2 separate regions of the Homo sapiens genome follow, and region 2 is linked to region 1. Evidence: read pairs that join two places in POLR2A ChIA-PET (ENCODE). Cell type or tissue: PC-3. All regions are shown on one strand. Links, peaks and the distances in the headings refer to the core of each region. The heading gives the core; the rest is flanking DNA.

The links. Peaks named below come from ENCODE experiments on the same cell type or tissue, not always from the same donor. Only the 100,000 strongest peaks of a DNase experiment are listed, where the experiment ranks them.
Region 2: POLR2A ChIA-PET joins it to region 1 with 20 read pairs; 4 of 35 experiments call an interaction of 5 or more read pairs at or near these places.

The regions. Positions count from the first base shown.
Region 1 is chr19:12,898,097-12,906,430 of GRCh38, reverse strand. GCDH (glutaryl-CoA dehydrogenase) reads right to left here. Exons shown (of 12, transcript NM_000159.4): 12 at 6,432-6,963. The coding sequence ends at 6,890. It overlaps SYCE2 (synaptonemal complex central element protein 2), which reads left to right. Exons shown (of 6, transcript NM_001105578.2): 3 at 1,765-1,939; 4 at 5,783-5,971; 5 at 6,311-6,427; 6 at 7,046-7,645. The coding sequence ends at 7,090. Among named protein-coding and RNA genes, the nearest start is that of GCDH, 11 kb to the right of the region's middle. RefSeq lists enhancers at 6,232-6,501, 5,900-7,099 and a silencer at 6,572-6,631. In PC-3, for the core only: no CTCF peak of the experiment used is centred there; no DNase peak of the experiment used is centred there.
Region 2 is chr19:13,036,014-13,052,393 of GRCh38, reverse strand. All of the region lies in intron 2 of NFIX (nuclear factor I X), which reads right to left. Among named protein-coding and RNA genes, the nearest start is that of NFIX-AS1, 29 kb to the right of the region's middle. In PC-3, for the core only: no CTCF peak of the experiment used is centred there; a DNase peak (open chromatin) is centred at 7,743; H3K27ac peaks cover 416 bases.

The DNA.
Region 1 (8,334 bases), core at 1-8,000:
TTTAGATAGCTGTCACTCTTCTGCCACTATTTCACTTGTTAACACAATATTTGAATTACATAATTACAGTTACATGTACAACATGGGACCAACAACTTTTTGTGTGTGCGCATTTCTTTAAATGCTCTTTAAATATAATTCAACAGGTATTCACCTCACCTGGTGGGAGCAAGGAGGTGCAGGTACACTGTAGCCCCAGGCGGTCAACATCACCCAGTAGGTTGGGAAAGGGATGCAGCAGGTTAATGACAGGAAGGTCACTTAAGAAAGCATCAGGCTGGGCGCAGTGGCTCACGCCTGTAATCCCAGCACTTTTGGAGGCCGAGGCAGGAGGATCACTTGTCAGGAGTTCGAGACCAGCCTGGCCAATATGGTGAAACCCTGTCTCTACTAAAAACACAAAAATTACCTGGGTGTAGTGGTGTGCACCTGTAATTCCAGCTACTCGGGAGGCTGAGGCAGAAGAATGGCTTGAACCTAGGAGACAGAGGTTGCAGGAGATTGCTGATTGCATCAGTCAGGCGCAGTGGCTCATGCCTGTAATCCCAACATTTTGGGAGGCCAGAAGTTTGAGAGCAGCCTGAATAACATAGTGAAGCCCAGTCTCTATTTAAAAATTTTAAAAATTAGCTGTGCATGGTAGCACATGCTTGTAGTCCCACCTATTCAGGAGGCTGAGGTGGGAGGATCACTTGAAGCTGACACTGCAGTGAGCTATGATTGTGCCACTGCACTCCAGCCTGGGCAACAGAGAAAGACCTGTCTCTATAAAAAAAAAGAAAATAAGAAAGAAAGCATTGGGCTGGGCGCGGTGGCTCACGCCTGTAATCCCAGCAGTTTGGGAGGCTGAGGCGGGCGGATCACGAGGTCAGGAGATGGAGACCATCCTGGCTAACACGGTGAAACCCCGTCTCTACTAAAAATACAAAAAATTAGCTGGACGTGGTGGCGGGCGCCTGTAGTCCCAGCTACTCAGGAGGCTGAGCCAGGAGAATGGCATGAACCCGGGAGGTGGAGCTTGCAGTGAGCCGAGATCGCGCCACTGCACTCCAGCCTGGGCGACAGAGTGAGACTCCGTCTCAAAAAAAAAAGAAAGAAAGCATTGACACTATTATTGGTATTCCAAAATTCCAAAGAAGCAAGTTGGTGTCATAAAATAACAGTGGGCTTTGGGGACAGACAGACCTCCTTGGTCTGGAACCTTGGGCATATTTAGTCGTGCCTCTTGGTCTGTTTTCTCAGCTATAAAATGGGGGTGCCATTCTCATCATTCAGGGCGTGTGTGTGAATGGAATAACCTAGGAAGCATGCCTCGTGTCACCCATGGAAGGCAACAACGCGGGTCCCCTCCCACCTGATCTCTCTCAGATCAGCCGCTCTTGGAAGAGTCTGGTGCTGATCTCAGCATCCTGTCCTTTTTTTTTTTTTAGACGGAGTCTCGCTCTGTCACCCAGGCTGGAGTACAGTGGCGTGATCTCGGCTCACTGCAACTTCATCCCCTGGGTTCAAGCAATTCTCCTGCCTCAGCCTCCCAAGTAGCTGGGACTACAGGCACGTGCCACCGTGCCTGGCTAATTTTTTGTTTTTTTGTTTTTACTAGAGACGAGGTTTCACCATGTTGCCAGGCTGGTCTCGAACTCCTGACCTTGTGATCCGCCCACCTCGGCCTACAAAGTGCTGAGATTACAGGCATGAGCGACTACACCTGGCCGCTTCCTGTACTCTGAGAAGTCAGGTTTCTTGCCCTTGTGTCGCCACCTCCAGTGCCAGTTGCCAGCTGACGGTCCTGGAAGGGAAGTCGGGACTCTACTTCTCCTCTCTGGACTCAAGCATTGACATCCTGCAGAAGAGAGCCCAGGAGCTGATCGAAAACATCAACAAGAGCCGGCAAAAGGACCATGCACTCATGACCAACTTCAGGAACAGCCTGAAGACCAAGGTGACAGACTCCACCCAGCGAGAGGGGGGATTCCTTATGCAAAAGGGGAGGGAATGAACCACTGATGGTGTCTGTTGTACACCAGGCACGGTGCTAGGCCATTCACACACAGCACAGGAGCTCCTCCACTTATGATGGGGCTACGTCCCAATAAACCCATTGTGAGTTGAAAATGCTGTAAGTCAAAAATGTAGTAAGTTGAACTGTAGTAAGTTGGGACCATCTGTATCTCAATTTACCCTTAGAATAGTCCTACAGAGAAGAGATTGGACCCATGATATAGATAAGGCTTGGAAATGAATGATTTGCCTGACGAGAGAGCCAGGCTGAGGGAGCGGGGCGTTGGATGCCCTCCTGCCTCCAACACGCAGCCCTCTTACTTCACGCAAGGTCGAGCAGCCACGGGAGTAGGGGGTTGAGGCACAACTTGCATTGTCACACCCATATGTCCTGCAGAAGCCATCGAATGGTCTGTGACGGGGGAGTGGAGCTTCTTCCACATGCCCAGGGCTTACATCTTGCAAAAGCTGGTGTGATGTTCAGGTCCTACATGAATGGTTGCACCTGATGCCTCTTCAGAATATATAATGGGGGGACCAGGCACAGTGGCTCACGCCTGTAATCCCAGCACTTTGGAAGGCCGAGGCAGGTGGATCACTTGAGGCCAGGAGTTCGAGACCAGCCTGGCCAACATGGTGAAACCACGTCTCTACTAAAAATAAAAAAATTGGCTCAGTGCAGTGGCTCTGCACGGCACTGCAGCCTGGGCTAGAGAGCAAGATTTCGTCTCAAAAATAAATAAATAGGGGCCAGGTGTGGTGGCTCACGCCTATAATCCCAGCACTTTGGGAGGCTGAGGCAGGGGGATCACAAGGTCAGGAGATGGAGACCATCCTGGCCAACATGGTGAAACCCCGTCTCTATGAAAAATACAAAAATTAGCTGGGCATGGTGGTGCGCGCCTGTAGTCCCAGCTACTCGGGAGGATGAGACAGAATTGCTTGAACCTGGGAGGCGGAGGTTGCAGTGAGCCGAGATTGCACCACTGCACTCCAGCCTGGTGACAGGTGAGACTCCGTCTCAAAAAAAAAAAAAGAAGAGGGCCGGGCGTGGTGGCTCAGGCCTGTAATCCCAGCACTTTGGGAGGCCGAGGCGGGCAGATCACGAGGTCAGGAGATCAAGACCATCCTGGTTAACATGATGAAACCCTGTCTCTACTAAAAATACAAAAAATTAGCTGGGCGTGGTGGCGGGCGCCTGTAGTCCCAGCTACTCAGGAGGCTGAGGCAGGAGAATGGCCTGAACCCGGGAGGCGGAGCTTGCAGTGAGCAGAGATCCCGCCACTGCATTCCAGCCTGGGTGACAGAGCAAGACTTCATCTCAAAAAAAAAAAAAAAGAAGAAAAAGAAGACTGCCTCTTTCTGGTTTTTTCTTTTTCTTTTTTTTTTTTTTTTGAGACAGAGTCTCGCTCTGTTGCCCAGCCCAGGCTGGAGTAGAGTGGCACGATCTTGGCTGTCTCGAAAAAAAAAAAAAAATTAGCCAGGCATGGTAGCACGTGCCTATAATTCCAGCAAACAAACAAACAAACAAAATACATAATGGGTCACATGAGTGGGACAGCTTGCTGGTTCTAGGTGTCTTGATGACAGATTGACTTTATTTTCCTTTTTCTTTTTTTTTGAGACAAGCCTTGCTGTTGCCCAGACTGCAGTGCAGTGGTGGAATCATAGGTCACTGCAATCTTGAACTCCTGGGCTCAAGCAATCTTCTCACCTCAGCCTCTCGAGTAGCTTGAGACTATAGGCATGCAACATCATGCCCGGCTCACTTGTTTTATTTATTTATTTATATTTTTAGAGGTGGCGTCTCACTCTGTTGCCCAGGCTTACAGAGCAGTGGCACGATCACAGCTCACTGGAGCCTCAAACTCCTGGGCTCAAATGATCCTCCCACCTCTGCCTCTTAAGTAGCTGAGACTACAGGTGTGCACCACCATGCCCAGCTAATTTTCTTTAAACATTTTTTTTGTAGAGATGGGATCTTGCTATGTTACCCAGGCTGGTCTTGAACTCCTCACCCTGCTGCCTTGGCCTCTAGTAGAAAAGATACAAAAACATTTATTTATTTATTTATTTATTTTGATACAGCACCCAGAGGCCACTTTGTTGGATGCCTCTTCTATTCTGTGTACTTTCTTCCTAACCTGGCTGAGCTTGTACTGTACAGTTTTGTGACATGCATCCCTAGGTGACACTGTCATCATCTGAACATCATAGATTGAATTTACACAAACCTAGATGGTATAGTCTACTACACACCTAGGCTACGTGGAAGAGCCTATTGCTCCTAAGCTACAAACCTGCACACAGCATGTTACCATACTGAATACTGTAGGCACTTATAACATGATGGTAAGTATTTGTGTATCTAAATATATATAAACATAGAAAAGGTACAGTAAAAATATGGCATTATACTCTTATGGGCCATCATTGTATATACAGTCTGACATTGACCAAAATGTCATTATGCAGCACACGACTGTATATACTTTTGCCTCTTAAAAAAATTTAACAGGCCAGGTGCAGTGGCTCATGCCTGTAATCCCAGCACTTTGGGAGGCTGAAGGTGGGGATCTCCTGAGGTCAGGAGTTGGAGACCAGCCTGGCTAACATGGTGAAACCCCGTTTCTACTAAAAATACAAAAAGTTAGCTGGGTGTGGTGGCGCTCGCCTGTAATCCCAGCTACTCGGGAGGCTGAGGCAGGAGAATCGCTTGAACCCAGGAGGCGGAGGTTGCAGTGAGCCAAGATCATGCCATTGAACTCCAGCTTGGGCAATGAGAGCGAAACTCCGCCGCAAGAAAACAAAACAAAAAAAGCAAAAAAATTTAAAATATAGGCAATCTGACCCCCAGTCACTGCACTGGGTTTTAGTTTTTGGTGTTTTTCTTTTCTTCTTTTGAGGTAGGGTCTCTCAGGCTGGAGTGCAGTAGTGTGATCATGACTCACTGTAGCCTCCAACTCCTGGGCTCAAGTGATCCTCCTGCCTCAGCCTTCCGAGTAGCTGGGACTGCAAGTGCGCGTCACCTATGCCTTGCTAATTTTTTTTTTTTTGAGACGGAGTTTTGCTCTTGTTGCCCAGGTTAGAGTGCAATGGCATCATCTTGGTTCACTGCAACCTCCACCTCCCAGGTTCAAGCAATTCTCCTGTCTCAGCCTCCCGAGTAGCTGGGATTACAGGTGCACACCACCATGCCCAGTTAGTTTTTATGTATTTGTGTATTTATTTATTTATTTATTTATTTATTTATTTATTTATTTTGAGATGGAGTCTTGCTCTGTAGCCCAGGCTGGAGTGCAGTGGCGCGATCTCAGCTCACTGCAAGCTCCGCCGCCCGGGTTCACGCCATTCTCCTGCCTCAGCCTCCCAAGTAGCTGGGACTACAGGCGCCCGCCACCTCGCCCGGCTAAATTTTTTTGTATTTTTAGTAGAGACGGGGTTTCACAGTGGTCTCGATCTCCTGACCTCGTGATCCGCCCGCCTCGGCCTCCCAAAGTGTTAGGATTACAGGCGTGAGCCACCACACCCGTCCTAGCTTTTATATTTTTAATAGAGATGGGTTTTCACCATGTTGGCCAGGTTGGTCTTGAACTCCTGGCCTCAAGTAATCCACCCACCTTGGCCTACCAAAGTGCTGGGGTTACAGGCATGAGCCACCGTGCCCAGCCTATTTTGTCATTTTCATAAGATAAATTGCAGAAATCTAAGAAACCCACTTAACACAGATGTCTTGTGATACCTCTTGTTTGATTTTCCGAGAACACATCTTATTGTTTAACAGGTTTCGGATCTGACAGAGAAATTAGAGGAGAGGATCTATCAGATTTATAATGACCACAACAAGATCATCCAGGAAAAGCTCCAAGAGTTCACCCAGAAAATGGCAAAGATCAGCCATTTGGAGACAGAGCTCAAACAAGTCTGCCACAGCGTGGAGACTGTGTACAAAGACCTGTGTCTCCAGCCTGAGGTATGAGTAAACTCACAGGGGGGGCGCTGCCTGAGGAAGAGGACAGGGATGGCCCAGCCAAGAGTAAATGTGAACAGAAACCAGGCACCCAGCCCTGACCCCGCCAGGCCACAGTCCCTGCAAAGCCCTTGGTGCACTCACCATCTTGTTTGTGATCCCCTATAACATGGTGTGTCTGAGCTGAGAAGCCAAACCGTTGTCATGTCCCACTGTTGTATGAGCAGCTCTGTGGTGACAGAAAGGACAAAGTCCCTTGCACCCCTGCCACTCAGAAATCATCCCCTCTGCCCACAGCCCTGGCACAGACCGGCACTGCTAACCTGGGTTTCTTTTTTACAGCAGAGCCTAAGACTCAGATGGGGGCCAGACCACTCTAGGGGAAAGTCCCCACCACGTCCCGGCAACTCACAGCCCCCAGACGTGTTCGTTTCTTCTGTGGCTGAAACTACTTCTCAGGTGGTTACCAGTAAACCGGCCTGACACCTTGGGGTCAGATGTGCAGGTCTTTATTTTCCTCTCCCTCACTCTGCTCCAACACCCAGCATAAGGCACTACCCCCAGATGGGAGGGAGGGAGGGCGCACTGTGAACTCAGTGTGAGGGGGTCAGCTGCAGCAGACGGAGTTGCTTCCATGTCACTCTCCTCTCAAGAGAAGCTGCTATTTCAGGGTAAATGGAGTCTGCTCTCATCCATGGTTAAAAGTGGATTGAGACGCTCTACAGAGAATTCCATCTTCTTTTTAAGGAACACATCTGAACGACTTCAGAAGGGAAATTTTGATATTTAAAAATCAGTGTCTCTCACTTCCCACTCCATCCGCCACCTCCCTTTCTAAGCTCAGAGCACAGCGCTCCTACGGTCCAGCCAGGCATCTCTCCAGAAAGGGGCTTGAGAGTTTCGGGCCCCTGATGGAGCGGCTCACTTGCTGGCCGTGAACGCCTGGATTCCCGTGATAGCTCTCCCAAGGATCAGGGCGTGAATGTCATGTGTACCTGGACAAGATTAATACAGAGTCGGTTTGGAGTTTTCATAGCTCACAACTTCCCTTTAAAATCAATTTTCATGTATCCCCAGGCCACTGCTTCAGAAGTACAGACCAACAGAGATGGTGAATGCTGACAGCTGCCGGGAGACTCACGCCTTAGTGACAGTCTCCAGGAGAAGACTGTGAGGCCACCATTTGGGCCACACTGAGAAATTGTTTTTCATGGTTCTATAATGCATCTTGGCAGAAAAAAACAAAAACCCAAAGCTCCTTGTGCTGAACTCCCAAAATGTAGCAAGTCCAGCCCCTGCCATAGGCCCAGGCTTCGTGCTCCCCACCCTTGGCAAGTTCTCCCCACCCCCAGCCCCACAGTTTATTAAATGTTTGATTTTCAACCTGGCCACGCTTCCTTGCCACAGAGGCTGAAAGCACCCCTGAGCTCCAAGGAAACACAGCAAGCCCTTTCTTACCCTCGGGAGGGATAGGAGGGACAGCACATCGGAAGAGCAGTCACTTGCCTCAGCTGACCTCTGCCCATCTGAAGCCGCCTCTCCCAGAGAATCCCACACCCCATGCCCTGGTGTCTCATCCTTTGCTCCTCCCCAGCTCCTTGAAGCAGAAGGCAGATTGTAGCCTCCTTTTTAGAGCCAATTCTGTTTACTTCCTAAAGTACAAACCTATTTTTTTTAAATATAGATAGGGTCTCACTCTGTCACCCAGGCTGGAGTGCAGTGGGGTGATCATAGCTCATCATAACTTCTAACTCCTGGGCTCAAGCAATCCTCCTGCCTTAGCCTCCCAAAGCGCTGGGATTACAGGTGTGAGCCACTGCGCCGAGCCCCTAAAGCACCAAATCTGACTCATCCCTTCTCTGCATAAAACCATCTCATGGCGCCCGCTGCTTGTCCTCAGGGTCATTCTCACATTTGTAGGATCCCCCCACCCCCCAGATGCCAGATAGAGACAAGATCTGGGGTTGCAAGGTGCGCAGGGAAGGCACCCCTCCTGCATTTGCTGTTCTCTCTGTCTGGAAGCATCTCTGCCCGGGGGGTCCTCATACCTCCCTCTATTTCTACATAGCGCATGCTGGGTTTGCACTTTTTTTTTTTTTTTAAGTATCTTTTTCCACATCTGTCTTCCCACCAAGCAAGGGGTTCTGGACCCCCATGTAAATCACCATCAGTTACAGGGTGCAAACACCGTCATCTGAAGATGACTTTTGTCTCTTAACAAAATGGAGCGTTGATTCCTGCGTGTAGCTTCGCTCACTCCCTTGCGTCCACCAGCCTGCTAGGAGTCGGGCCTCACCCCTGGGCTGCCTTCGGAGCTTACCTGTCTCAGGAACATCCCTCCTCCCGAGCATGTGGGAGAAAGAGCT
Region 2 (16,380 bases), core at 4,375-12,374, 140 kb before region 1:
TTCGTGCCATCCAGGTGGGCTCCCATCTGGGCTCTACCCCCAGCCTAGATGGCCAGCAGTGTGCCTCTGTCTCCTAAGGATGGCTCCATTCCTGGAGACAAAAGAGCACATCTCAGAGAGGCAGCAGCTGGCAGAGGCAGGGGGAAAGCCTGGAGGACCAACAGCACCTGGGTACTAGGTGGAAATGCAGATTCACGAGCCCTGCCCAGACCTACCCACTTGGACAAGCCCCAGGATCTGCATTTTAACAAGCCCCCAGAGGTGCAAGGGCAGGCAGCTGCATATCAACCCGGGCACCACCTGGATGCCTGAGGGCGTTTGGTCCCAAATCCTGCAAGCAGAGTGGACAGCAAAGGAAAGACAGAAGGGAAATGGGGCACAGAGGAGTGGGTAATCGGCAGGAGGGAGGTCTGCAAAGGAAGTGGAGAAACCTGGAGAGCATGAAGCCGGAGCGGAGAAGGCGGGCGCTGTGAGGAGGAGGCGGCGCCTAAGAAGTGCCTTCCCGCAGCCGCCCGGCTGCTCCCGGGAGCCGCCCCGCCCCCTCCAGGCACCTGCTAAGGCGGCAGCGGCGGGTTGTGTTTCTTTAACCCCTGGGGCCTGTTGACACAGATTAGTATCGCTGGTCAGGGGTCAATAGGGAAGGCTCTTGAGGTCAAGACCTGAACAACTGGAGTTGTAATGAGCCACGTGGGGAAGAGGCCCAGGGAGAGGAGAGGGCCAAGAAGGGAGGAGGAGGAGGGCTGGGCTTCTCCGAGGAAGGGCCTCTAGAGCTCACTCGCCTGAGAGGCTGTCTCCTCCCCGAACCTGCCTGACTTGAGGCTTGGAAAAAAATCTGGCTCACTGGCCTGGGTACGGGGGAGATGTCACTGGCTGACTAGAGCTGGAATCCCAGCTAGAGAAGGACAGGGGAGAACCAGCGAGAAGAAAAGCAGCAAAGAGCCACCTTGCAGGACGGCTGACTTGTGCAATGCTGTCAGGTCAGACAGCATTCCCCTCCTCTTCCCTTCCATCCCTAGTACCCTGAGTGAGCTCTGGGTAGTGGCCAGACACACCCCTCTTCCTCCTTGAGTCTTTGGCAGCACCGTGATGTGCCCACCTGAGGCATCCCCCTACCCTGGGCCACCTGGCAAAGCCAGAGCTGAGTGACTCATTTAGAGCCCTCTGGCCCTGAGTGGGGCTGGTATAGGGGCCAGACAGCATCCCAAACACCTGGTGGGACAGCCTTAGCCACACCTTCAGCGATGAGATCTGCAGCACAGTACCCAAGCCATGGGGCAGCTACTCCGTGGCTCCCCTGCTACTATCCTCCTGGAGGTATGCACCCTCCTCCCTCCACTGCCAAGTCATTACCAACAACACCAGGGTAGCAACTATGCTTTTCTCCCGGGACCTGGAGGCTGCTTTGGGGCCTGCCTTCTCCCTGCCCAGGGCCATCTCCAAGGGGGCTGGTCTGGAAGGACGGAAGGGACAGGCCATCTGTCTGCAGGCTACTCAGCCACATGCTTAGAGGAGTGAAGGGAAAGAGCCAAAAGACAGGTCGCATGTCCCCTGTGACCAGAGCTTCCCCAGTAGTCTGGAACAGTTAGGTCACCTGTTTGGGTTAAAGGGGACTGGGTTTCCTCAGAATCACTCTAGAGCTCTCCAAGTCCTGTCTGGGTCACAGAGAAGCAAATATGAGGCCACCGACACCCAGGGGTCCAGAGAGTAATGGGAGGTACACCTTGATTCTATATTCATTTGTATGTCTGCAGGGGCAGACATACAAATCTGTGTGGGTCACACACAGATCTGTGACATGCACACTTGGAAAAGCACATGCAGTGCCTTAAAGTTAATTCCACATGTGTTTGTTGGCACCTGCTAGACGCCAGGAACCACACAGATACAGAGCCAGAGAAGCTGCCTGGGTAACACCCCCCTGCAGCTGAAAGCTGGTGTGTAATGGACAAAATGGAGGCCCCCTCAGAGGGAGGGACTGGCCTCAGAGGATGAGAAGTGATGCGGGACAAGGCTGCACCAAGGAGGTGACAGCCAGGCCGGGGGTAAAAAGATAGAGGCCGTCAGACAAAAGGGGAAGGGACCATGCCAGATACACATGAGCAGAGGCCCAAAGGCAGGAATAGCACAGCACACTCAGGGGCTATAGAGAGCTCCAAATGCTGGAATATGCAGTATAGGAGAAGTAAAGAAATGCAGTGATGGAAGGGTCAGCAGGGGCCCAACCCAGAGAGACCCTGGGTGCCCACTAAGGGGACAGCACTGCTGGGCAGACAAGATGCACAAGGAATGCAGTTATGAAACTCTAGGACAGGGCAATTCCTAAGTATATACCCTAGAGAATCCAAAACATACATCCACATAAATGCTTGTACATGCATGTTTACTGCAACATTACTCACACCACAAAGTGGAAAGAGCCCAAATATCCATCAATGTATGAATGGATAAACAAAATGTGGCACAGCCATACAATTAAATATTATTTGGCCTTAAAAAGGAACTGGCCGGGTGCAGTGGCTCTCGCCTGTAATCCCAACACTTTGGGAGGCCGAGGTGAGCGGATCACGAGATCAGGAGTTCGAGACCAGCCTGGCCAATATGGTGAAACCCTGTCTCTACTAAAAACACAAAAATTAGCTGGGCATGGTGGCGGGCGCCTGTAGTCCCAGCTACTTAGGAGGCCGAGGCAGAAGAATCGCTTGAACCCAGGAGGCAGAGGTTGCAGTGAGCAGAGATCGCGCCACTGCACTCCAGCCTGGGCGACAGAGTAAGACTCTGTCTCAAAAAAAAAAAAAAAAGGAACCACTGACACTTGCTGCTACAACATATAGGAACCTTGAAAACATTATGCTCCGTGAAAGAAGCCCGACATGAAGACCACATAGTGTATGATCTCATTTATATGAAACATCCACAACTAGGCAAATCCATAGAAACAAAGCAGATTAGCGGTTGCCAGGGCCTAGGAGGAATGAGGAATTGGGACTAACAACTAATAGGTATGGAGTTTCTTTTGGGAGCAATGGAATTGTTCTGGAATTAGATGGTGGTGATGGTTACACAACATTGTGAAGGTACTAAATGGCACTGAATCCTATGCTTAATTTTTAGTTTATTTTTTTATTTTTTATTTTTTTTAGAGGCAGTCTTACTCTGTTGCCTGCCCAGGCTGGAGTGCAGTAGTGTGATCATCGCTTGCTGCAACCTTAAATTCTTGGGTTCAAGCAATCCTCCTGCCTCAGCCTCCCAAGTAGCTAGGATTACAAATGCACGCCACCACCGTGCATGGCTAATTTTTGTTTTGTTTTGTTTTTTTTTAGACAGAGTCTTGCTCTGTCGCCCAGGCTGGGGTACAGTGACGCGATCTTGTCTCACTGCAACCTCTGCCTCCTGAGCTCAAGTGATTCTCCTGCCTCAGCCTCCCGAGTAGCTGGGATTACAGGCTGCATCACCACACTTGGCTAATGTTTTTTTTGTATTTTTAGTAAAGACAGGGTTTCACCATGCTGGCCAGGCTGGTCTCGAACTCCTGACTTCAAGTGATCTGCCTGCCTTGGCCTCCCAAAATGTTGGGATTATAGGCATGAGCCACCATGCCTGGCCCTGTACACTTTAAAATACTGAATTTTATTATGTGATTTAAATCTTAATAAAATACAAATCCAAGTACTGCTAATTTTTTTATTTTTTATTTTTTGCAGAGATGAGGTCTCCCTGTGTTGCCCAGGCTGGTCTTGAACTCCTAGCCTCAAGCAATCCTCCTGCCTCGGCTTCCCAAAACGCTGGGATTACAGGCATGAGCCACCATGCCTGGCCTTGTACACTTTAAAATAGTGAATTTTATTATGTGAATTATATCTTAATAAAAGACAAATCCAACCTGGGGAGATGGGGAATTAAAAAAAAAAAATACAACAGAGAGGAGAAGACACTGAGTTCTGAAAACTCAGCCTGGTGAAAAGGCAGGGAGGCTTCAGCCCTTTCACCGGCCTGTGGTTAGTCTGGTTGTGAGGGCTCAAGTGCTTGGCTAGGTGGTGATGCCCACAGCCAAGACAAGGAATGGAGCAGGGAGCAGAGGGCAGCCAGGAGTACTGGGAGGTACCTTGTGGATACGGGGGCAAGCTGTCCACAAGGCATCTGCCTGGTAGCTGGAAAGAAGAGTTTAGAGTTCACAAGGAGAAATCAGACCCTGAGATAAGCCAGGGTGGTCAGCAGTGAGGGGCAGATGTGCAGGGTGGGGACAGGCCCCAGGGCTGCTGCTCGCTAGTGGGTGGCCTTGAGCAAGATTCTTCCGTCTGCCAGCTTCTAGGCATAACACAAGGATTATAAAAGTGCCGAGTTCACTGGACTGTCATGGGCTTAAATGAGATAGGGTTCAGAGACACTGATAAGTGGCATTGCTGATTACAGGTGAAAACACAGGTCGAGAAGCAGAGCATGGGCAGATCCCAGGGAAATCAGCCTTTACCTTCATCGAGCAGACGGAACAAGAGGACCTGGGAAGGGTGGCATGCAATTAACCGGGCCGGAATGCTGCCACCATGGGACAAAGAGAGGGGCCTGTCTTCCCCAAGTCCACAGACCAGCCATACCATGGGCAACTGCAGATGGAAAGCCAGGAGAGAGAGAGCAGGGGACATGGCAAGTCCTCAGGTTCTTGACCCAAAGTACGTGGGGATGTCCGGGAAGCAAGGGTCTCCTCCCCATGGCCTCCTTATCCTATGCTTCCACACTCCTCACCCTGAGCAATAACCCTGCCCACAGTTCTGGGGCCTAGAGCTCAACACATGGCACCACTCAATGGTTTCTGGCACCGAAGAGGAATTTATTTCCTGGACGAAGCAGCCAAAATTGTTCTGCACCTTTGTTCGCAAGCATGGTGTAGTCAGAGCCGACATTTTCTAATGGGGCCAGGGAAGAGCAACTCAAAATGGATTCAAGGAGGGTGTCAGCTGAGGAGCAGCTCAAAAGCAGAGCATTCTGTGGTCTGGAAAGCTGATGGCGGGAAAATGGATGTGGCCACGTTTTTGAAATCAAACTGACCAATGTTTTTAGTGAGTTTGCTGTAAATCAAATCATAGGATAGGTAAGCTACCTGAAGCTTAACAAAGGAGTCCATCTAAAGCAACAAGGCGTCCTACTTTAAAAAAAAAAAGAAAGAAAGAAAGAAAAAAGAATAAGGGAGTGGTCTTGCAGAGGAACCTGTCTCCAGGGAGAAATGGGTTTCCCATTCACGGTGGAAGACTGATATTGATCCCAAGAATCCAAGGCTCATCGTTGATGCTGGGCAGGAGAAACAGTCTCCATTACAACCTACCCTCAGAGCCTTAAGAGTCCTGGATAACTAGACTTCAAGGTCAAGTTCCAGATCTGGCAGCCTTAGTGGGGAGTACAGCCCCATCATCCCATTCCAGCCCTCTGTGAATAGCCAACCCAGGGCCACCTCAGATGGCAGTAGCTTCACTTCTGATGTTCTTCCTGACTCTTCAAGAGTCTGGAACTCTGACCCTCTCCTGATCAGGCTCTGTGATTTAGACCAAGAAGGAAGAGAGCCATCCCAATGCCCCCAAACACCATCCCTCTTCTCTCTCCTCCCTTCTTCTTCCCTTCCCTTTCTCTCTGCTCCTGACATTCACATGCTTGGAGACATGCTCAGACACAAAAAGACGCTGGCATACACAGGGATCCATGTAGAACGACTGCCTCACAGCCTATTTACAGACATTTTACCAAACAAAACATCAACTCCCAATGTTTGACAGGAAGCCCCTCCCCTCTTGTCAGGAGCAATCCCTCCTAAAGGGGGTCCCCAGCGATGAATGGCAAAAGCCCCAGGAACGGGAAAGGGAAGAAAAAGAGTGTATGCAAGGAAAAAGAAGGTAAAATTATAAGGTTGGAGCTGTCAAGGCAAAAAAAAGAGGGGGGGGGAAGGCAACGCGATTCCACTATTAGGGACTCGGTGTGAAACGCAGAATTCACAACAGCTGAAAATCTCCATGCTTTGTCTGCAGAAAACACAAGACACAGTGGCCCAAGGGCTGGGAGGGCATCAGAAGCCACCCTGCCCACAGCAAGCAGGCAGCACACATACCCTTAAACACAGGGCTGCGTTCCCACACCCATCTCACCCAGCCCCACAGACTACCCTCCATGGTGCCCTCCTAACCCACAGGCCTACCCTCTTTCCCGAGAACTCCTTGGTAGTGGGAGTCAAAGTTGAAAACAAAAGTGGAAAAGGAGGCAGGAGTGCCTGCAGGGATGCCCCTTTGGTCAACAGGAATGAATGGTGGAAGGAGGCTTCCTACACTCCATCCAGGTTTACTTGCCAGGCCTCTGCCCCACCCAGCTCCATTTCTCAGAGCAGAAACCAGGCCAGATGTGTGTTGGGGAGAAGCCAGGGTGGGGCCTGTGTCCTTGCAAGATGGAAGCTGGAGAGTGTCAGCCCTTCCTATTTCTGCGTATCTTCCTCTGGACTCCTCCCACCTGGAGGGGTCCATGGGGCTCAAGCTGAGGAAGAATGTCCAAGCCCCTCACTCCCAGGTGCCTCAGTCGGCAACGAGGACATGGAGAGGTGGGCAAGAGCAAATTCTCCAATCCTGGATCCAGCTCTTGCACTGGAGGAGGAAGAAGCCTACGAGAAAAGGGAGGGAGAACGGACAGGCGCAACCACAGCCTGTGGTCCCCTGATGCCCGCCATGGGGTCAACACAGTGCAGTTGTCAACCCAGTGTGCCTGCTGCCCCTCTCTCCTACCTCCCTGGCAACAGACTGCTGAGCACCGTGGGCCAAGGTCTCCAGACTCAGCATCAGGGAGTTCTTAGAGCCCTCCTTGGGCCTGGCTTGCCCTGCTGCCGTTCCTTTCCTTGGCCTCAGTCAGGGTTTCTCAACCTCATTACCCCTCATGCTGGGGCTAGATACTGTCTTCTATGGGGGGTCGTCTTGTGCAGTGTAGGACAGCTAGCAGCATCCCAGCCTCCACCCACGAGATGCCAGTAGCAACCCCATCCCAAGTAGTGACAACCAAAACTGTTTTCAGCCACTACCAAATATACCCTAGGGGCAGAACCACCCTCACTGAGAACCCCTGTGCTATCAGGAACACATGCATCACACACAGCTCTGGGGCCCATGCTAGCCACAGACCAGGATACCACTGTTTGTCCACCTAAATCCATGGTGGCTGTGGAGCTCCCTCAGAAGAGAGCCACTGTCTCACCATGACAAGTGCCACCAGGTCTCTTCCATTCTATGCAGGTGAAGGCCTGTCCAGAAGTAAAGCAGCCTTCAGCATGGAGCCCATGTGGTCAGGGTGCTGAGCCCTGTGCTGCTCCCAGGTATCTGAGCTGCCGGCGGGCCACCGCTGTTCTCACCATCCTCAGTACTGCAGTCATCCCGTGTCATCCCACAGCCTGCAGTGGGACCTTAGCCCACTCCTCACCCCCGGAACCTGACCTGCCTCTTGTCCCAGATCTCCTTAGCCCCCGGGAAGGGTTGTTGTCTTTGTGCCATATCCAAACAGAGGGCTTTTAATAGCAGCTTCCTGTGGGGCTGGGTTCCTCCCATCCCTTGCCTCTCACTCAGCTCAGTCCTGACGGTGGAGACGCAGCGCCCTGTAATTACGACAATTGTAATCTCTTTTACTAACAGGTAGATTAATAGCGAGGCAGGTTCACAAAGAACCCCAGAAAGGAACTGCTCAGCTGCTGAGCGAACGGGAAAGGCCTGACACTTCTCACAAGCATGCACGCCCTCTGACTCAGAAGCTACAAGCCACAGGGGCCAGGTTGGAGTTGGGCCCAGGGGTTACATACCTGCTGTGCCCCCTACTCACTGCACTCCTACTACAGCTCATAGGAGTAACAAGAACTTGAACCTCATGACTGAGAAGTTTCCTCTTACGTTGTTGGGGTGTGAATTAAGCTGACATTTATACACACACACCCCAACCCATACTTGTACACAGACACCCACCTCCTGACACTCAGACACCCACACAGACACCCGCAGGTTAGCACATCCTGAACACCCTGCAGAGGAAAGAACAGAGCAAACCTCATGAACATATGCATCCCACCCACGACTGCGTGGCCACAAGCCCTCTAGACACTGGATGGCCCACACTGCCATGCCACAGCCCCAGCTGAAGGAAGAAAGGGGAGAAACGATGCTGTCGCCTCCCTCTGTCCTACACAACTACCCACATCCACTGCTGCAATTCAAAAGCCTCTTGTGGGGCCTCAGGAGTCTTGAGGCAGCTCCCACTACCCAGGGCCTGAGGACAGTCAGGTTCTGGGTAAGGTGGAGTATCACAGAGAAAGGGTGGGGGACAAGGGTCAACAGAGGCTGAAGACACTTACGCTTCCATGGGCCGAATAGGATGTAGAAAATGATATAAGGCCCGATTTTCTCTTTTTTCTTTTTTTTTAAATTTTATTTTATAGAGATGGGGGTCTTGCTACGTGGCCCAGGCTCGAACTCCTGGGCTCAAATGATCCTCCCACATCGGCCTCCCAAAGTGCTAGAATTACAGGTATGAGCCACCACACCTGGCCCTACGGCCCAGTTTTCGAGATGAATAAGCATGCATATTCAGGCACACAGATAAGAGTGCCATGGCAGTGGGGACCAAGTCTGATGAGAGCATGCTCACTTACACACAGGGACTTGGGGCAGGGCACAAGGGGGCTGTGTGTCCCTGCCTGCATGGCCCTGGGGGACACTGTCTGGGATGCAAGGGTGAGAGAGGGGGTGTCTATGAGTGATGTCAAAGTCCACAGTCCACAGCAACAGCTCACCCTCCCCTGGTCCCCCTTCAAGTCCTGGGAGGACATGTGCGACCTTGGCAGCCCCAGGGGCCTTGTGGCAGACTGCGCAGCTGGCCTCAGGTGTCAGCAGCAGCTGCTTCCTCAGGAGCTCTCTGGCACGTGCTGGCGGCCAGCATGGGCTTGCACCTCAGAAGTGGACCTGGGGGCTGCTGCCATTAAGATACCATGGCCAGCACCTGCTCACCACCAGACAGTCTCAAGAGCCACTTCTGCAGTCCCAAGGCCAGAAGCTGAGAGGAAACTGCCATGCCACGGTGACCCCCAAGGGTCCCTCCCCTTCTAGCAGTGCTAACAGGAAGTGGCTGCAGAGGCCTGGAAGGGGGCACCTCAGATTCATAAAAACATGGATTGGAGGGTGTGAGAATGTGGGCTGATGTCCATGATTAGCTTTTACACTGGGTAACACCATGTGTCCATCAAGGAATGTGTGAGCTGATGCAGAGAATAAATACAGGAACGGGACATACACCTATGACAGGGATGGGAGACTTGACTTGTAAAAGTGCATCCTGACATGACATGTATGTGCAATGTACACGATATGTACAATGATGGCAACATCTTTCTGAGGCTCTGGGGAATAGGATCAGGGTACAGGGACAGAGTGAGATGGATCCTTGCGTGCTGCCTGAGGGTGTCAAGTTTCCAGATGGCAATTTAACAGGATGGACGAAGAGCCTTCAAGAGAGTCCATACCTTTTGCCTAGTAATTCAACTGCTAGGAAGCATTAGCTGAAGGTAACAAATACAGCTACAAAGCTTGGTGTAATAGGATGTCCATCCCAGCAGAATTTACAATGGGGATGAACGCAACACAACTCAAAGGCCTCAGTGGGGGTGGGGGTGGGGTTTACATCAGCTCTGGCATGATGAAATCTCATGAAGCTGTTTAAAAGCATGTTTTTCTTTTTCAGGCCAGGCATGGTGGCTCACTCCTGTAATATCAGCACTTGGAAGGCTGAGGCGGAAAGATCACTTGCAGCCAGGAGTTCAAGACCAGGCTGGCCAACATGGCGAAATCCCGTCTCTACTAAAAACACACAAAAAAATAGCCAGGTGTGGTGGCGCACACCTGTAAACCCAGCTTCTCCTGAAGCTGAGGCATGAGAATTGCTTGAACCCTGGAGGTAGAGGTTGCAGTGAGCTGAGATAGTGCCACTGCACTCCAGCTTGGGTGACAGCGACTCTGTCTCCAAAAAAAAAAAAAAAAAAAAGCATGTAAAAGCATGTTTTTATTTTTCAGTAAGCACCTATTACACTTATAATAAGAGGTAATTTCTCATTTTCAAAAGGGAATAGGGGACAGAAGTCATTAGAAAAGTTGACAATTTAGGGGTAATGCAGCTAACAAGAAAAGATGCTAAGGCCAGGCGCAGTGGCTCATGCCTGTAATCCCAGCACTTTGGGAGGCCAAGGCAGGCGGATCACGAGGTCAGGAGATCAAGACCATCCTGGCTAACATGGTGAAACCCTGTCTCTACTAAAAATACAAAAAAAAAAAAAAATTAGCCAGGTGTGGTGGCAGGCGCCTGTAGTCCCAGCTACTCGGGAGGCTGAGGCAGCAGAATGGCGTGAATCTGGGAGGCGGAACTTGCAGCGACCTGAGATTGCGCCACTGCACTCCAGCCTGGGCGACAGAGCGAGACTCCATCTCAAAAACTAACAAACAAACAAACAAACAAGAAAAAGAAAAGATGCTAAACCACTAAAAATTAGATTTTGAAAAATAGCGACATAGTAGAATACACAATGGTACTGATTTTTTTTTTTTTTTTTGAGACGGAGTCTGGCTCTGTTGCCCAGGCTGGAGTGCAGTGGCACGATCTCGGCTGACTGCAACCTCTGCCTCCCGGGTTCAAGTGATTCTCCTGCCTCAGCCTCCTGAGCAGCTGAGATTACAGGCATGTGCCTCCATGCCTGGCTAATTTTGTATTTTTAGTAGAGACGGGGTTTCACCGTGTTGGTCAGGCTGGTCTTGAACTCCTGATCTCGTGATCTGCCTGCCTCGGCCTCCCAAAGTGCTGGGATTATAGGCATGAGCCACTGCGCCCTGCAGTATTAAATTTTAAAAGCAGCATCCCTAAGTGTCTATACTATAAATTCCAGTAAAAAATAAAATATGTGCATGAATAAGTAAGGGAAAATGCAACAAAAGTTAATAGCAGTTATTTCAGTGGCATAATTGTATAATTTTAATTTCCACCCCCTGACTTCATGCTAATTTTGTATTTTTATTATGAATGTACAGTAGTCTTATAATAAGAAAAATAACCTTTTTAAAACAGTGGACAGATGAGGGACTGTACGTACCAGGCACACTCCCCAAATCATAGAACAACATAATCAGCTGATCGTGAAACTAAGCCCCTGTGTGTCCAGAGTTTGTGAGAGGCAGGCTTGGCCTCCTGAACTTTCATGCTCAAGTGGACTCCAGCCCAAAGAGTGGTAGCAAGGAGGGAAATGTCCTCATGTTACTGTCATGCTGTGGCATGTGACACTACCAAGACCGGGTGCCTGGTGGGCCTCTAGCTACCTTTCCACTGAACAAGGAGGACTTCAGAGGGGAAAACCGGTCTCAGAGAAAGTCAAGAACTGGCACATGGGGCCAGAGGAAAGAGGTTTAGGACCAGGTGAGAGAGGAGGAAGGAGCTATCTAGAGAGTCTTAAGGTAGAAAGTGGAGTGCTCGGAATTCACTCAAAAACTACTGGAAACAGTTCTAAGATCCGAGGCAAGCAAAGGTACAGCAGCGGCAGCAGAATCAACTTTAAGATCTGCTTCGAGAAGTGGCTGTGTGTGTGCGCGAGTGTGTGAAAGACAAACCTCCCTCCCTATTCACATTCCTTTAATAATTCATTGTTAATAACCAAACCCAGCTACCAGAGCCGCAAGCACATGTACCAGCTGGAGGACGGCAGTCATCTCTGACCCGAGAGGCCCAGACTGAAGGGGTCTCCAGGAGATGGAGGGCAGGAATAGCAGCCATGAGTCTGTCCATACAAGGAGCCTGGAGGCCAGGGCTCCTGAGGAGAGGGAGGGAGGCGAGGAAAAGCCTCAGAGCAAAAGGCAAGCAATCCCAGTGGGCCCAGGACTGATCCCTGCCAATCCCTGCCGCAGGGCATCCACCAGGCTAGCGTGGCAGGGAAGATCTGGCACGGGAAGAGACCCTGTCACGAGTGAGTTTGGCTGCTCCGCAGACCAAGTCTGGAGAGGACATGGCCTCTGGGGGGCTGTGTGCTTTGTGGCCAAAAGGGAGGATGTCCCCAAAGATGACTATTTAGCAGGGACAGCCAAGGAGACCAAGAAAAGGCCTATGAGAGGGTGGGGTGGGCTGAGCCCACCAAGCAGTAGCCCCTGTAACAAGGTACTCAGCGGGGGCAGGGGTGAAGGAAGGGGCTGAGAAGAAGGCTGCTCCTTCCCCATTTTCCTGAGAGCTCATTCACATAAAATAAAAACAAGTATTTTGAAAAACCAAGTCTCTTTGAACCCATTAACCCACAGCTTCTCACTTGCCTGCCACACTCCTTCCAGCATTCTGGAAGCTTCCACTGCCCCTCCTCTGTCAGGATTCTCCCCTCATAATGCCCACTCAGAGAGCACACCTGCCACTTTCCCATCTTGGCTCTCTTCCTTCATCAGCCCCCTTTCTGATTTTTATACCATCGTGAGCCTTTACATCATCTCAAGGATGGGCCATGGGCTGCTTCCCATCTGAAGGTAATTCAATATTCAAAATGGGTTTATGGAGCGTATAAAACTATAAGCTGCGCGAGAGACAGATGCAAAGGCGGATAAAACACAGTCCCAGCTCCAAGATTCCAGCCTAAGAGAAACTAAAAACTGCATGCTAAGTATCACAACGGAGCAAAATAAACTGGCCCCCAGCTGAGCCCAGGGCCAACTTGCATAGAAACGGGGCCTCGCCCAGCAGATTGCTCCCCTCTGCAGCAGACTCTCCAAGGTCCCTGTTTTCGTGACAAGACATGTAAAGGCAAGACTTGCCACCATGGGGATGCACTGCCTCTCCCAGGGTGCAGTGAGGAGGCCAACACATGCCTTCTGCCCCATTCACAGGCAAGGTAGCAGAGCTCAGGCTCACCAGGGGCATTTCTGCAGCCGGAGCACTTTGTTGAAGAGGAACACAATTCAAGAGGCCTTGCCAAGCCAGGCTGGCATCTGAGTAATTATATTAATGAATCTCTGAGTTACAAAATCTAATATTAGACAGTGGCTTCAGTACCATCATCCTCAGTTACTGTCCCACGTGGCTGGGAACACTCCTGGGCAGCAGCAGGGCTTGAACAGACCCTACACACACACACACACGTGTATGTGTGTGTGTGGGGGGGGGTGTTTAATTTAAAAGAAATGCATGTATTTGAAACTATGCCCAGAGATTTGTGTGCTGGGCCCACTTTGTAAACCACGATACCATAAATAAGTGAGAGAAATCTGGCCATTGTCCTCAGGGCAGAGGCCTCTCTCTTGGCCATATCTTTTGGGCTGGCAATATCCTGAGGATTATTGCTCCATGGAGCAATGGCCTTTGTGTTCGGAGCCAGCACTGTTCCCCACAGAGTCCCCTTTGGCACAGCAGGCAGGACCTTGCATGTAGACCCTTGGGCCCTTCCTCCCCATCCACGCTTATTAGCTGCCTCAATCTCAAGTCCAAACTCAAAAGTTGGGCCTGACACACACAACGGGTAGCCCACAGCCCAGCTGATCCCCTCTCTCTGGCCAAATCTCTGGTGCAGACCAGACCACTGCGCCACCACCACCATCCTGGCCTTCATCTGTGGGCCCTGTCCGAGGCCAGCAGAAACGATGACCCAGTTGGCCACGCTATGCATGTGGTCAAGGCCAGAGGGCGCCAAGTCAACTGCAGCCAGGTAGTAAACTAAACAGGCACTAAAGGCAGGTGAAAAACAGTGTCTGCTATGCTTTCATGATTACATTTCACATATGCCGGGCTAAACGGAAACTTCTATAAATGACATGAGAACACTTAGAACCTAGATTTCTGTAAACTCCATGTGCCAGAATAGGATTTGGCTCTCTCCTGCTCCTGCCTCATTTGTTTCATTTGGGAAGCTTCTTTGGGTGGCAGAGTCCAGCCCTGGTCACTGGGTCTGGGAAACTGGCTTTTATGGAAGTGAGTTCTCACCCTGGGACTGCTACGCTCAGGAAGCCCCAGGAGCCGCAGTGGCCTGTTCAGGTCTATATGGGAAGAGGTGACCTGAAAGGCAGGGAAAACAGGCAGGCTTTGCCTTTTAGAAACTCTTTGGTAGGCAATAAGGGATAGGTATTTGATGATTTTTCCATTCTTTTTTAAATAACAGATGAAGGATCCACACCAATACCATACTGCCTGGCAGGGCTTGCTGTCAGCACTGTCTCACTTTGAGATGGCACTGTCTCAAAGGGTCTCTGAGCTTTGAGATGGGAAAGACCCTCTCAGAAGCCACACGATTTCCTAGAAAAGGTTTCCAGGCCACAGAACCCTAAACACAACCAATCAAAGCACAGAAAACAAGAGCTGCAAGAAATTCAGGAAGGCAGCCAAGCAGCCCACTCTGCTAGCAGAGGCAAGAGGCGTCCTGAGGAGAGACCACGCACAGCAGGGTCTGCTTATTCTCCCTCTAAGGCTGGGTTTCTCCACCTCCGCACTTGTGACGTTTGGGGGCGAGATGATTCTTTGTTCCTGGGGGACTGTCATATGCAGTAGACTCTTCCCACTAGATTCCAATAGCACCCTCCCCCCACAACTGTGACAACCAAAAGTGTTCACAGACATTGCCAAATGTTCCCTGCGGGACAAAATTGCCCTTGGTTGAAAATCACTGTTCTAGGGTGACCAACAATCCCAGTTTGCTGGAGACTGAGGGGTTTACCGAGGTGAGGGGCTGTGAAACTCTGAGCAAACCAGGACGAGTTGGTCATCCAGCCTTCTTCCAATCCCCTCATCTGCCAAAGGCAAATTTCCTCCTCTATGCTCAGGGCTATGAAGACTAGTTCTTCCCCACCCTATATGAAGCAATCTCCCATACACCTAAAAAGATTATATCCCACCTCATAGTTTCTTCTGGGGCCAGAATACTATCCTTGTCTCCTCTTTCTTCCCCAGGCGCCATCTCTCAGCGCCATTACTTCCACGAGGCTCTCTGAGATCCGCATCAAATTGCTCACATATTTCTTAGATTACTAAGGCTGAAACTGGCCTACTACGTCTGGTAGGGGAAGTGGTCATGCCCTGGGGAGGATATGACCGGGTGCAGAAGTCGGGTCTCCCTTAAGCAAGTGGCCCCAGAGCCCTGTAGAGGTCACCTGGGAGAGAGAAGGACAGGGAAGACTCTGTAGCTCCCCTCTTCTCCCTGACACACAGCCAAGGCTGGCAGAATCTGCTACACACAGGAAAGGGGACTTGAGACCCCCTAAAGATGAAAGGAAACGGAGTCTACTGCCTTGCTTCCCGTTGGGTCAAATACCCAAGGGCAGATGGCCTGTCTCACCCATTAAGGACTCTGCCCAGGAGACCTCACCCTGTTCAGCCCAGGCTTAGCACCCACCCCCAACTCAAGCTTCCTATCCATTTGCCTCCTCCCTTTAAAGGCCTTTCTTCACTTGGTCCCCCGGGAGCATTCCTGTTACTAAGGAAACAATGATGTCATGTGTCCGGGTGGGGCCGCAGGTCCCTCCTACCACCCCCTAACTAGGTACCATGCCCGCTGACGTCACTGCTCAGAAATTTATAGCCCAGCACGGGTATTTATAAGGTGGCTCTGGTGTGACCACATATTTGGTGTGGGGCTGGTGGCTATTTATAGCCAGAGGATATACACTTATTACACCCCCTGTCTGTATTCTGGGCCACCTGTTATATAACTGCCATTATGCAATAACGCCCATTATATAATAATTATGCGCTAATGGGGATATAATCTGCAGGCATAATAAGGACACACTCCCCAAGGGCTGCACTCGGCTGGCCTCCTGCAGGTCGCCTCCGGGGATCTCCCGATCGCTCCACACAGCTCCGCCCAGTCCACAAGAGTCACCAGGTGTCACCCTACTCTCAGCTGTCTGGAGAGCAGCCTTCTCCAGACTGGCAGACTCAACCGCAAAGCCCTCTCTGGATTCCCTCTCTGTCTCGTCCGGTTTCTCATTTCCACAGCCCCACCCCTGGCCTGGAGAGGACGCTCTTCTTCCTCTGCCACTCTTCTCCCTGCTGTATTGTTAAACCCAAAACAAACAATTATGATGAAATAAATCCTGGAAGCATGACTGACGCTTCATCCCCCCATTTTAAGAAAGGAAGCCTCCCGGACACGCCAGGCCAGTTGGCGAAGGGTCTACTCCACACGAAGGAGAGCCCTCGCCTTCCTAGGAGACTTGGGAAGTCGACTCCAGAGGCCAAGCCAGGTGCAGCCAAGCAGGATACTTCCCAGGGGCCCCTCCCTCCAGCCGCAGCCCCCTTGGTGGGGATCTCAGGGCAGGCTGAGGCTTAGGCCCTGACTTCTGTGGTCGGGGTTATACCACCAGCAGGAATCCCCCAGAGTGG